3 separate regions of the Homo sapiens genome follow, and regions 2 and 3 are each linked to region 1. A link is a contact called in ENCODE Hi-C data. All regions are on one chromosome and are shown on one strand. The core of a region is the stretch at or near the end of the contact, and the rest is flanking DNA. Distances in the headings are between cores, read along the strand shown. Region 1 holds the start of BTRC (beta-transducin repeat containing E3 ubiquitin protein ligase). Region 2 holds the start of ATP5MK (ATP synthase membrane subunit k). Region 3 holds the start of SFR1 (SWI5 dependent homologous recombination repair protein 1).

Region 1 (4,108 bases), core at 1,520-4,019:
TGGTCTCGATCTCCTGACCTCGTGATCCGCCTGCCTCGGCCTCCCAAAGTCCTGGATTACAGGCATGAGCCACCGCACCCGGCCTATCTTCCTTTCTTAAAACTGACTCTGAATAAACAGACATGTTATAGCAGGGTAAATGGCACCAAAGGGAAGTTGTGACTTACTCAGATTCATAAGACTGTTACTGCACTGAAAGAGAATACCCAATCTCAAACTCTCCATTCTCTGTTTCTTTTATTAAGGTGTCATTCTGGTGACCCTCTTCTAGTTGACCTTTTCTCAAATGGCAGCCAAAACAGCAGGCAAGGTCAATAATGAAAGTAACTAAAATTAAAAGAAAAAATTGGCTTCTCCCTATGAAAACTGATTCAAGATTTAATAATGTGTGGTGCTCTAAAAGCTGCAACTACTATATGGTCATCTCCAAGTCCACTTTAACTCAACCAGGGAGGCCATTATCAAAACATAACTCACTGGTACAAAGCAGAGATTAAGTAGCTGAGAATGTTACTAGGCTGAAGTCTAACTGAGAGTAAAAAGGATGATCTCATAATGTCTCTTTATGATCTGTAAATCACATTATTCCATAAATCTGACACAAATGTCAGGATTAGGATTAAGAGTCAACCCTCTGCTGGGCGCTGTGGCTCACACCTGAAATCCCAGCACTTTGGGAGGCCAAGGTGGGCGGATCACGAGGTCAGGAGATGAGACCATCCTGGCCAACATAGTGAAACCCCGACTCTACTAAAAATAAAAAATTAGATGGGCGTGGTGGCCCACACCTGTAGTTCTAGCTACTCGGGAGGCTGAGGCAGGAGAATCGCTTGAACCCAGGAGGCGGAGGCTGCACCACTGCACTCCAGCCTGGGCGACAAAGCAAGACTCCATCTCAAAAGAAGAAAAAAAGGAGTCAACCCTCTAAGTAGGAAAACAAAAATAAGCAGTAACAGTTTTCTAACTTAAGTGTAGTAACTTTCACTTACTTCTAAAGTCCAGTAAAAGTTCAAGGTCTCTTCTTCATATTTAGAATTTTAATGTTGGGCAGAAATCCAAGAACCTTCTTCAGGCTCAATGAAATTTTGTTAATGATACCCCTGAATTTTAATTAGGTGTTTTCGAAAACACTAATGCAAGATAAAGTTTTAGTGAATTTGACTAGATTCCAAAAAAGTATTCTTATAAATGGGGCAGTTTAAAGTCTAAAATTCAATTTTGTTAGTATCCATGTTTATCTGGATTTGTTACGGTATTTTAGGCAAAGATACAAAATAGCTATTTTTTTAAGCAAAGGAGTAAGATTTGGAGTGACAAGTCACAATAACTTCTGAAAAAGCAAGACTGGACTGCAAATAATATCAATGTCCCTAAGGCCACCTGTTAAGCTTAAAATCTATGCATTCCATCATTCTTTAGTTGTAACCACAAAGTCTGGTTTTACACCTAGGAAATACAAAAAGCATCAGATTAAAAGCATCAAATATCAGACTATACGAGTTTGCCAAAGATAAGCACAGCAAAAAGAAAAGCGTGATACAAAGTTAAAGAAATATGTTCCAAGGGGTTTAAGCACACCCACAAAATCCAATCTTTGCTCACACTGTGCTTCAACCTAAAACTGACGGGTAACCACAAATCCTGACTTATCCCTGACTTACTTCCCTCTACCAACCTCCACCCTTTTTATCTCCTAAATTTCTCAACTGATCTCATCACTTCTTATGGGTCTTTGCAACTCTCATCTCCACGGCCTTTCCTTTCCCAGAAAATGATACAAAGCACCTGGCCTCCACATTTTACCGTCCCACAATTTACCTTTAAATTTTGTTTTGCTTACCCTATTAGATACTCATTTTGCCCCAATCTCCTGTACCCATGTTTCCCTGACAATCTGCTCTTACTTTTCATCACCTTGTCCTTATTACAGTATTTAGCTTCTCCTTTCAAAGTAGCGTTATGTACCCCTCCCTGACATTTGTAATTCTAGCTTACAGTCAACACCCTTTTCCCCTCCCAGGGACTGTCATTATAGCCCTAGGTCCTCATTCCCAGTCCTTATCTTCTTTAGTGAGGCCTCTTCCCTTCCAGAGTTTGTCAACAGTAGTTTGGCCAAGCTGGGATTCCACCCTCAAGGCAAAGGCTATCCTCCCTCCTCATTCTACAAAACTATAAGCCTCTCACCAGCCCTAGCGTTCCCTCCTCCACCCTTAAATCCATCTGCATCCAGCCCTGCCCGTTCCCCTCTACCCACCGTATCTGTCTTCACTCTATCCCGCGCTCCCTTCCCCAGTCGTGAATGCACCTCCTCTCCCGGGCCTTACCGGTAACCCTGACACCAGGAAGGCCCCGCCAGCGGCCTCACGGCGTTTCTCCAGAGAGCTTCCTCCGCTTTTCAGTAACAGTCCCCACGCCCCTTTCCCTCCAGGGCCCCGCGCGCCGCCTGGAGCCCCCTCCTCGATTAAGCTCCCGCTGTCACTTGGCCTCTCATCCACAAGATGGCGGAGCCGCTGCCCCCACCCCTGGGTCCGCTCCGCAACCCCCAGCCTCCTTTCTGGAGCTCCCATCCCATCCCTCCAGCCGCTCCGCCGCCAGCCTCGGCCCAGGGTCCCGCTGCCCGGTCCCGCAGTGGGCGGGCGGCCCAGGCCAGCGACGCCGCCAACGCCAGCGCCTCCACCGTTCCCCGGCCTCCACCGTCTCCTCACCATAAACTTGAGTGCCTTCTCTTGCAGCACCGCCTCGGCCGGGTCCATAATCGCCGAGGCCACTGGGTCCGCTCTCCGCCGGGGCCGCCCCTTTGGTGCCAGGCCGCAGCCAACGCAGCGCCCGGATCCCGCCTCCTCTTCCTTCCCCCCGCCCTCTCTTACCTCTCAGGCGCAGGCTGAGGGGCCAAGGAGAATCGGCTTCTCCGTGCGCAGGCGAAAGCCCACTGGCTCACGGGATTTGTAGTTCTGGAACTTCCCCCAGGAAAAAAACTGAGGCTACGCCGTGAACCGCAACTCCCACAGTTCACTGCGGCAGCGTTGCGGTTGCCCACAAGCCAGATTTAGATAAGTTGCCATTACGCAGAGGAAATCGGCTGATGGGAATTGTAGTTTACAGCCTCTAAGGATGAGAAACGGGAGGGGCACGGGTGTCTCCGTGGTTACCGAGCGACGCCAGTAGCGGCTTGCCTGGCATTTGATATCAAGATGGCGGCCAATGCCTCACTTGTAGCCCAAATACTAAGAAAAACTGTGGCAAGAATCACGGGTCCTAGGACCTGCCTAACTGTGGTTTTAGGAAGCTGAACGTCCCCAAATTTCATGTATCTGGCATCTGCAGGTTTGCGACCCAGAGTAGCTGGGCCAATGGGCACCTGGCAGCAGCTCACAGACAAATGCGGAATTTCAAGGTCCTCCTAAGCCATCGCCACCCACACTTCTCCCGAGGAATCTTTTCTCCCCCACAGCAAGTCAGGGCCGAATAGAACTCGGTTCAAGAAATTCTCAGTGTTTAGAGCTCAAAAAGCACATAACTTGCTATTGCTAACTGTGGGATGTAAGCCCTGCACTAAGGGTCAAACAGGTACTTAACAAAAGTCCTTCAACGGTGGAATATAATGGCCTCCAGCAAATAAAGCATATAAATATTTTCTTTGGCCTGAAAAGGTACAATATGGGTTTATTTTGGAAATTGGGTCTACCTTAGGAGGAGAAAACTCTAGGGTTTGGTTAAAAGTGATTTAGGTTGTTTTAAGCTGCTATGTTTGTGATAATTGGTTATACAGCCTAAAAAACTGACACACACCCAAATGCCCCTCAGCAGGTGGTTGTATGAACAAATTGTAGCATATTCCATATGTAGCACAGTGGAATATTACTTAGCAATGAAAAAGAACAGTATAACAACAACAACAACAACAAAAGTGATTTAGGGCCAGGCGCGGTGACTGACGCTTGTAATCCCAGCACTGTGGGAGGCTAAGGCGGGTGGATCACCTGAGGTCAGGAGTTCGAGACGAGCCTGGCCAACATGGAGAAACCCCCGTCTCTACTAAAAATACAAAAATTAGTCGGGCCTGGTGGCACGCGCCTGTAATTCAAGCTACTCGGCAGGCTGAGGCATG
Region 2 (4,042 bases), core at 1,021-3,520, 2.0 Mb before region 1:
GCCCAGCTAATAACAGTACTTTAATACTAAATGCCAAGCTTCAAAAGATACAGCCTTGTGGTGGTATGGCCTCTCTAAATGAGTTAAATTTATAGAAGTAGACTTCAATGCAAAAAAAATCTGGAAAAATAACACATTCTCAAATAAGGCTCATTTTTCACAAGACACTACAGTAAAAGTTTCCAGTGAGTGTCACCAAACAAGCATACTACTTACATCAAATAAGTTGTCTTGTTCAACTGACTGCTGGAAAGCTTTCTCTGGTTTGTGGATCTTTCTTGTACCTCCTCGGGGGAAGCTTTCTTCCAGGTTTGCCATGTTTGGGTCTCCTAAAAACAATGCAAAGGATAATGGTGACATGTTGTCTTGGTAGCAGATTTCAGAAAGGTGTTATCAACGGGCAAGAGACAGAACGTTCCAGCAATATGCTAGACAACATTCAGGACTACAACATAGATGGTTTAGATGTCAGGCCCGGAATAATCCATACTTCATCTTTCCAAAGGTCTCTGCTTCAAAACCACAAGTCCACCCACCTTCTTCCAGAAAAAGAAGTTATAGATTCAATGTAGCACATACTCACTAAGAAGCTACAGTTAAGTCAGAGATACACTGTAGCTCTACAGATGAATATATAATCCTCTGCCTTCAAAGAACATGCACACTTTTTGGAAGATAAAACAATTATGCAAGTAACTTAAAATGCAAATCAGATTATAAATGATCACAAAGATGTAGGAAGGGATAAGGCAATGTAGGAAGGGATAAGTAAAGGAGGCAAGCTTCATAAAGAAGATCTTTTTTAGCTTAAGGGTAAAAGATGAACAGAAGCTTGACAGGTAGAAAGGGAATGTGAGAAAAGACATGGATGGGAAAAGCCTATTATTTCAATAAACACCAGCAATTTCCCTATCAAACAACTGCTCAAAGGCTTGCTGTTGTCTCTGAGGAATTATTCAACTAGACCACTGGGAGATTAAAGCATAAAAATTGAAGTTAAATTTTAAAGAAGGCCGGGCACCATGGCTCACACCTGTAATGCCAGCACTTCGGGAGCCCGAGGCGCGTGGATCATCTGAGGTCAGGAGTTCGAGACCAGCATAGTCAACATGGCGAAACCCCGTCTCTACCAAAAACGCAAAAATTAGCCGGGCGTGGTGGCCTGCGCCTAGTCCCAGCTACTAGGCAGGCTGAAGCGTGAGAATTGCTTGAGGCCGGGAGGCGGAGGTTGCAGTGAGCTGAGATCATGCCGCCGCACTCCAACCTGGGAGACAAAGTGAGACTCTGTCTCAAAAAAATTAAAGGAGAAGTTGGGCTTTTTTGTGGAAGACCTTGAATTAGATATGGGTAGTTTGCTTTGGCAAGTCAGAGACTTAAGCAGGGAAAGCGAGAGAACAGTAAGCAAGAAAAATATACTGCAGGCTATAGATTGGACATGAAGAGAGACAGTATTGAAGGCAAGTAAATTCGGTAGAAGGATTCAAATGCACTGTTTCCTGTTATCTCAGTGACAGAAAAAAAAAAAAAAAAAAAGGATTCAAATGCAGTACAGCAGAGAAACCATGAGAACCAGAACTGGGTATAAGTGAAAACAGAAGACAGGAGAGGTTAGTTCTGACAGACACTTGGTAATAAGACTCTACAAGGGCTTTAGACTAAAGAAGTGATGACCGGGTGGGGCCAAGGATATGGAATCAGGGATGGGTATATGATTCATAGAAACAGGAAAGTTTGGGGGGTCTAGTTTGCTGATAATTTCACCCTTAATTTCCTTTCAAGCAAGGGGAAACTGAGGCTCTGAAAAGTAAGGCGATCCAGGGGCACAGAAGATACTTAGGCTACTTTCCGAACACAAAGCCTGGGGTTACAGGGGCTGCTACAACAGAGCCGGCTTCGAAGCGGGGCTAAGGTGGCCGAACCACACTCATCTAGCGTGTGCCTGGCAGGGAACCAGGCCTGGGACAGACCTGACAGCCATGAGGTTTCCTCCTTTTTCGCCTCTGCCTTTACTCACCAGCGCCACGGCGTCTGCACCCAGCTACCACTAACCTCGCGCCGCGGTACTCACACACGCGGAGACCAGGATACCCACAGTCCAGTGCAATTCTTCCGGAAGTGTGGGCGGGCTCAACACCCTACTTCCGTTGCTGTGTTGCGGAGGTGACCTAGAGACAGGAATCGGAAGGGCGGGATTTGGAGCCATAGCCAATCGTCGCATTAGGCCGAATCGCGGGGGCCGGCTAAACGCGTGCGGGGGAGGTGGCTTCTTCCGGCCGGGCCGAGAGGTGGTTACATTCGTTGAAGGACACCAGCTGCGGAATTTGCGGCTTTGGCAGGTGGGTGAAGAGGGGAGTCCGGGCTTGGACCTGGCGCCTGCACGTTGCAGGACCGCCCGCCGTTTCTGGCCGAGGAGCAACTCGAGTTCTTAGCTTTGGAGGAGAGAAACGGTGGGGAATGGGAAAGGAGCTAGAAAAAACGAGGGGCGCAAGGGGGCGGCCAGCGGGTGAGAAGCCTCGAGGTGAGGCGGATAGGTGCGCCCAAGGGCTCCCACAGTTTCCGAAGACCCTTAGATTGCATTCGCCAGTGGAGAAAAATGAGGCCCTCCGCGAAGCGTCCCTCGAGGTCACCCAGTGACGTAATATTGGACGAGGACTAGGGCTTCTGATCCCCATCACCGGCCGAATTAACCTCTTTTCTTCTGTATGTCCATAGCTGTTTGTTCCCACCGAGCTGTGCTTTAGGAAGCTGGCCAGCCGGGCCTCCTTTAGGTGCGCTGCAGCCTTTTTCAAAGCGAGTGAATGTGGCCCGGCCCCTACAGTTCGCCAGGCCCGCTGTAAAAGGGTTAGATTTCAGTCTATAGACGATCAGTGGGAAGGCCTTTCCTAGGAGGTAACCAGAACAGAGAGCTGTAAACTCCGTGAATGCAAGAGGCTGCTTCTGTTACCTGAGTGGTTCTCACTCATCTTTGCCTTCCTTACCTCGTGATCTCACCATTCCAGGTAGGTGTTAAGTTAGAAAGGAAAATAGCAATATCGAGGAACAGAGAAAGTAACAAGAGCTACTGGTCACTTTGGACCTTTAATAAAGTGCCCATCTCACAGGTGGAGAGAGGCACGGAAGGATTAGTTACATTTAAGAGCAGTTAGTGGCCGGGCGCGGTGGCTCACGCCTGTAATCCCAGCACTTTGGGAGGCCGAGGCGGGTAGATCACCTGAGGTCCAGAGTTCGAGACCAGCCTGAGTAGTATGGTGAAACCCCGTCCCTACCAACAATACAAAAATTAGCCGGGCGTGGTGGCGCGCGCCTGTAGTTCCAGCTACTCGGGAGGCTGAGGCAGGAGAACCGCTTGACCCCGGGAAGCGGAGATTGCAGTGAGCTGAGATCGCGCCACTGCACTCCAGCCTGGACGACAGAGCGAGACCTTGTCTCAAGAAGGGCAGTTAGCAACTTAATTAAAACATACCACCGTTTAACAACATTAAATCACAACTAGGAGTCTTACAAAGGGCACTGTAAACACAAGGGTTCCTTTATCTTTGCCCTAAAGTAACCTGCACCGTGCTGAAGAGTGCAGAACCAAATTTTTCGACCTTACTCCATTATCTCACCAGCAACAATCCCGTTCCCCATTTGGCCCTCCATTTGAGCCTCTCAAGAGTCCTCCTCCTTTAAGACCCAGACTAACTTGAGTGATTGATTTCAGTTCTTGAACCATGCACTTCCCTGCAATCAGAATTAGTCTTCTGTGGGATATCACAAAACATCAGCCTTCCTCCCATATTGTGTGTAAATTAAAGGGAAATTTAAAGCGCTGTAGTATTGTTGGGCATATCCTCCTAAAAAGTTTAGTTAGATGTAATGTAGTGGAGGTTTTCGTTAATGGTCAAAGTGAAGCCCTTATTTTCTGTAGCGTTTCTCCTAAAAACCTACTTCAAACCCTAAGAAGTGAATCCAAAAATGTATCATGAAATGAATGGAGCTGGTGGGGGGGCGGGGGGCGGGGGGAAGTATGTCTTTAGTAAGTTTAGTAAAGTGGAACAGT
Region 3 (3,894 bases), core at 1,326-3,825, 2.8 Mb before region 1:
ACTCCAGAATTTCAAGAGAACAAATGAGATACACTATCCCATCACTTATTCCACGTAATTCAGGGAAAATGAGCTATTGCATATATATGAATTTTCCAGGTAATAAAGATTATTCTCCTTCCAAGTACCCAAGTTCTATTTAATTCAACCTATATGGGTTGAAATCTAAAATATAATATATATATATATATATTTTCTCAAATAAAATGGCTGAATCACATTAATTATTTGGGGGAGACACAAGATCATTACTAAAAATACCTTTTATTGTACTCTACAGCCCATTTTTAGTTTTACTAATTCACTGTCAGCTTTCACTTCTGTTCCCATTGTACTTGCATCTAACATTTAATACTTCTAATATTGCTGTGGGCTAGAAACTAGAGAGAAAAGTTTAACTGCATATTAAATCAGAGCTGAGATTCTTAAAAAGTTTTACCTGGTGTTTAAGGGCCTTTTCTACTCTAAATCTGGAGTTGAATTAAAGCTGTTGGAAGCCAGGTTTCTGAATATTTGGCTTATTGCTTATTATGGTAAAAAAAAAAATTCTATTTTTGAAATTACTTTCCTGTAATTTATGTAAAAATAAAAATTATGCAATGGTCCTGAAATTCTTCTCACCTTTGATCTATACATTTTGACTAGTTTTAGCCTCCGAAGAAGGTCTTCTTTCTCCTGAACCTGCTTCACCAATTTGGCTTTTTCAGCGTTTAATCTTTGTTTAGGAAGCTTCTCACTCACAAACTCATTTTGGAGAGCACTGCATGATCCAGAATCAAGTGACTGAGATTCACAGACATTGAGATTCTTCAAAGTATTTTTCAAATTTGTATTTTCTTCAAATTCACTGTCTATATGTTTAAAACTTTCTTGAAATTCCAAACAGTTTTCCTCTGTGGAAGATGCTGGTTTCTCTGAAAAGGTCTGATCATTTTCTTCACTCTCTACTTTAAGACGTTTCACCACATTGTAAGAGGAATTAAATGAAAATCTTGTTTTCCTTAATCTTTCTCTAAGTGTTGCACTCATAGGCTATAAAGAGCACAAAACATTAAAAATGTGAATCAAGAAAAACATTCTTAATGTCAATAAATCACCAGAAATAAAGTCCTTCCATTTCTATGCTAGACACCACTAGATGGCTTTCTGTCTCCACATCTAAAGAAGGCATCACAAAATGACTTTAATTTCTGGAAGCTCCATTTGTTTTATTTCCTTTTTACTTCAGCAAGATCAACACCTTTCCAAAAGTGTTGAGAAGTTTATCCCAGTAATCAAGGAACATTTGTTCAGTAACAAGCACATGCCTGATAGTACTCCAGGTGCTTCAGAATTACAGAGTAAGGAAAAGACCTAGACTCTGCCACTAAAGACCTTCATAATAATATTGCACAGATGCAAACTTTCTCCATCTGGAGTATTGTAATAACCTAATCTGAAACTAACTGAAATGAATTCATTCAAGAGGAAAATATGGAAGGGGGCTGGTGGGTGTCATATATGTCACCTTAGAAGAAAAACAAAATTATTTAATAAAATGTCTACTTATTTATGCTACACATTATGTTAATTAACAACCTTCCGTAGAATTTAAACCACCACTGCCACAATACTTAGAAACACATAATGGATCCACTGGAAGAACAAAGATTTTCATACTTGTTTTCGGGAACTATTTGTATAGGGAGATGATGGATTCGCAGAGGCCTGAGGAGTGCTAGGTAAAACCACAGCTGAGTCTGACGGACTTTCCATCTTGAAAGTGAAATCTTGGTTTTTCTCTAAAAAAGAAAAATTATAAAATAATCGAATTAACCACACCTCTCTATAGTCGACTTTTATCAAATAATATATTGTATTGGTGTACAAAGCATCCACAAGTAAGCCAGATATTTCTTCTAATTTCACTTTGTAATTCATTCTTGCTCTTTTTGCAGTTTTCCATTTACCTTCCCACATAGGGACCACTAAGTTTTTCATGATACATCAACCAGCTAGTATCTCATAGTCACAAGACTCTCCTTGTTTTCGTTTCATCCACCAAAATATATTCAAATTCTGCCTTGGAAGTAGGGAAGAATAACAGCTTTAGATAATCAGGAATTCTTTATTATGACAGCTTCATAATTCAAGAAGCTATAGCCGAAACCTTGACTCAAAAACAATAGGACCTGAATGTCACCCATCCTGAACTCTACAAGCTGTGACTAGAACCCGTTACCCTGCCGGCCCGAGGCATAAGAAACACAGCGGAGACGCATTTAAGCCCGTCTGTAGCCTTTTAGTTTAAGCGGCCAACAGGGACTGAAAAGGAGAGTGGACTGAAATTGCTTCCTCCGACAAAGGCATTAACTTTTGAGGGGTAAACTAGGGGCGGGAGTCGTCCCCTCCTTCCCCCCGTTGCAGAAAGCCCACTAGTTCCCCGGAGACCCCAGGCATAAGGTGAGGTTGAGTTCCCCAGACCCGGAAAGGGAGCTCAACTCGACTCCACAGCCGACTCCCGGGGAAGCCCAGGTGTCAGGGATCCCCCCTTCCCCTCAGCAGGGTACCTCCCTCCGCCATTCCCAGCGAGAGCAAAAAAGCGCGCGCACCTGCGGCCGTAAATCGATCCTGTGGCAGGGGCGGGGCCGTGCGGTAGGCGGAAAAGATGCGCAATTGGCCAGATTGCCTGACGCGCGAGGCGCCGCTTCACTCAGCGACTCAGAGCGGTGGGACTGCGCGCGCGCCTCCGCCAGCGGGTGGTTGGGGCGGGGCTTGGCCCACACGATGGGAGGCCCAGACGCATGATTGGCAGAATTAACCGGTGCGCGCGGCTCTCCCCGCCCAGCGCCCGAGAGCAGCGTGAGTGCGCGCGCGCGCGGCCGCGATCCGCAGCAGGTCTTCGGGGCGGGCGAGGCTGAGCTTCGGAATGTTAAACCAATCCTGAGGGGGGCGCGCTTCCGTTCGCGGCTTCTGTTGCCTTATTTTCAACCGCCTTCCCTTCAGGCTTCCTTGTTTTTGTGCGTCTGTGAAGTGCGCCTGAAAGTGCCTCTCCCCACCCCCGCCAGCCCGCCGCCTCCATTCTCTGGCTCCAGTCAGTCTCCTCTCCCTGCTAGTCACAGTGAAGGCTTTACTCAGACGTGGGGCGGCCAGAAGCCGCACGGCTGGCTGCATGTTAGATTTACAGCTTGTGGACTCCCCAGAGGCAGAGACCACAAAAGAACAGCGTTGGTTGGGTTCCAGCCTATTCCAGCGTGGTGGTTCCAGAGACCACAAAAGAACAGCGTTGGGTTCCAGCGTTGGGGTCCACATTTCAAACATGTTAGAAATCTATCCGAGAGTCCCGGCACTTTAGCTGAGCTCATCGCTAGCTTTTTTGGCTGCCGCAAACTCGGCGGTCCCGTCGCGAGGTTTTTTGTTGTTGTTGTAAACAAAAAACCGTTTCTGTACCTCAGTATGCAGGCTCCTTAGCGTGACCTCAAATCTTTTACTCAAATCTGAGGGAAAATGTAGCCCAAGGAAATTTGTTGTGGCGCAACACAGGAAGCAGAACAATCACTACATGAGATTGTGTCGGTCCAAAATTCACGTTTGAGACCGACAGGGCCCTTGCTGGCTACCGGGCAGCAGCATCCTCAGTCGAGAAAATCCCCCCCCCGCGCCCCGCTTCCAGTATGGCGAGGTTCTGTTGCTACGCGACGACAAAGTTAGCTACATTGGGTGGAGCACTGGGTTTAGTGAAAGAGTTGAGTAACTTCTGAGTCACGTGGAAGTTGGGAATTTCCAGGGGCCAGTGTTTTCAGTCCTCTTATTGAATGGCCATTTTAAACATTGATATCGTCTCTTTACTATTAATAACATCTGACAGTAGTGGCTTAGAAGTGGCCAAAAGGGAGTTACCTGAGTCTTAAGCAG

The links. Hi-C counts contacts between places; a loop is a spot of excess contacts on that map. Pooled maps may share reads with other maps.
Region 2: a map of CD14-positive monocyte shows a loop between it and region 1 (8-fold over the local background). The contact joins the promoter of ATP5MK here to the promoter of BTRC in region 1. A Hi-C loop is called at or near these places in 2 of 168 maps with a recorded cell type or tissue (CD14-positive monocyte and CD4-positive, alpha-beta memory T cell) and 10 of 50 pooled maps.
Region 3: a loop to region 1 is called in a map of ascending aorta, with 13 times the contacts of the local background. The contact joins the promoter of SFR1 here to the promoter of BTRC in region 1. A Hi-C loop is called at or near these places in 2 of 168 maps with a recorded cell type or tissue (ascending aorta and naive thymus-derived CD4-positive, alpha-beta T cell) and 11 of 50 pooled maps.

Annotation. Positions count from the first base shown.
Region 1 is chr10:101,352,826-101,356,933 of GRCh38, reverse strand. BTRC (beta-transducin repeat containing E3 ubiquitin protein ligase) reads right to left here and starts at 2,769. Exons shown (of 15, transcript NM_033637.4): 1 at 2,706-2,769. The coding sequence starts at 2,753. RefSeq lists a silencer at 2,546-2,725.
Region 2 is chr10:103,394,703-103,398,744 of GRCh38, reverse strand. ATP5MK (ATP synthase membrane subunit k) reads left to right here and starts at 2,270. Exons shown (of 5, transcript NM_001206427.2): 1 at 2,270-2,336; 2 at 2,713-2,999. It overlaps PDCD11 (programmed cell death 11), which reads right to left and starts at 2,119. Exons shown (of 36, transcript NM_014976.2): 1 at 2,015-2,119; 2 at 217-329. The coding sequence starts at 318. RefSeq lists enhancers at 633-1,133, 1,134-1,635, 2,293-2,542, 2,693-2,782, 2,175-3,007.
Region 3 is chr10:104,120,852-104,124,745 of GRCh38, reverse strand. SFR1 (SWI5 dependent homologous recombination repair protein 1) reads right to left here and starts at 2,575. Exons shown (of 4, transcript NM_001002759.2): 1 at 2,550-2,575; 2 at 1,660-1,781; 3 at 622-1,032. The coding sequence starts at 2,562. RefSeq lists a silencer at 2,580-2,809 and enhancers at 3,050-3,099, 2,494-3,157, 3,730-3,829, 3,313-3,894.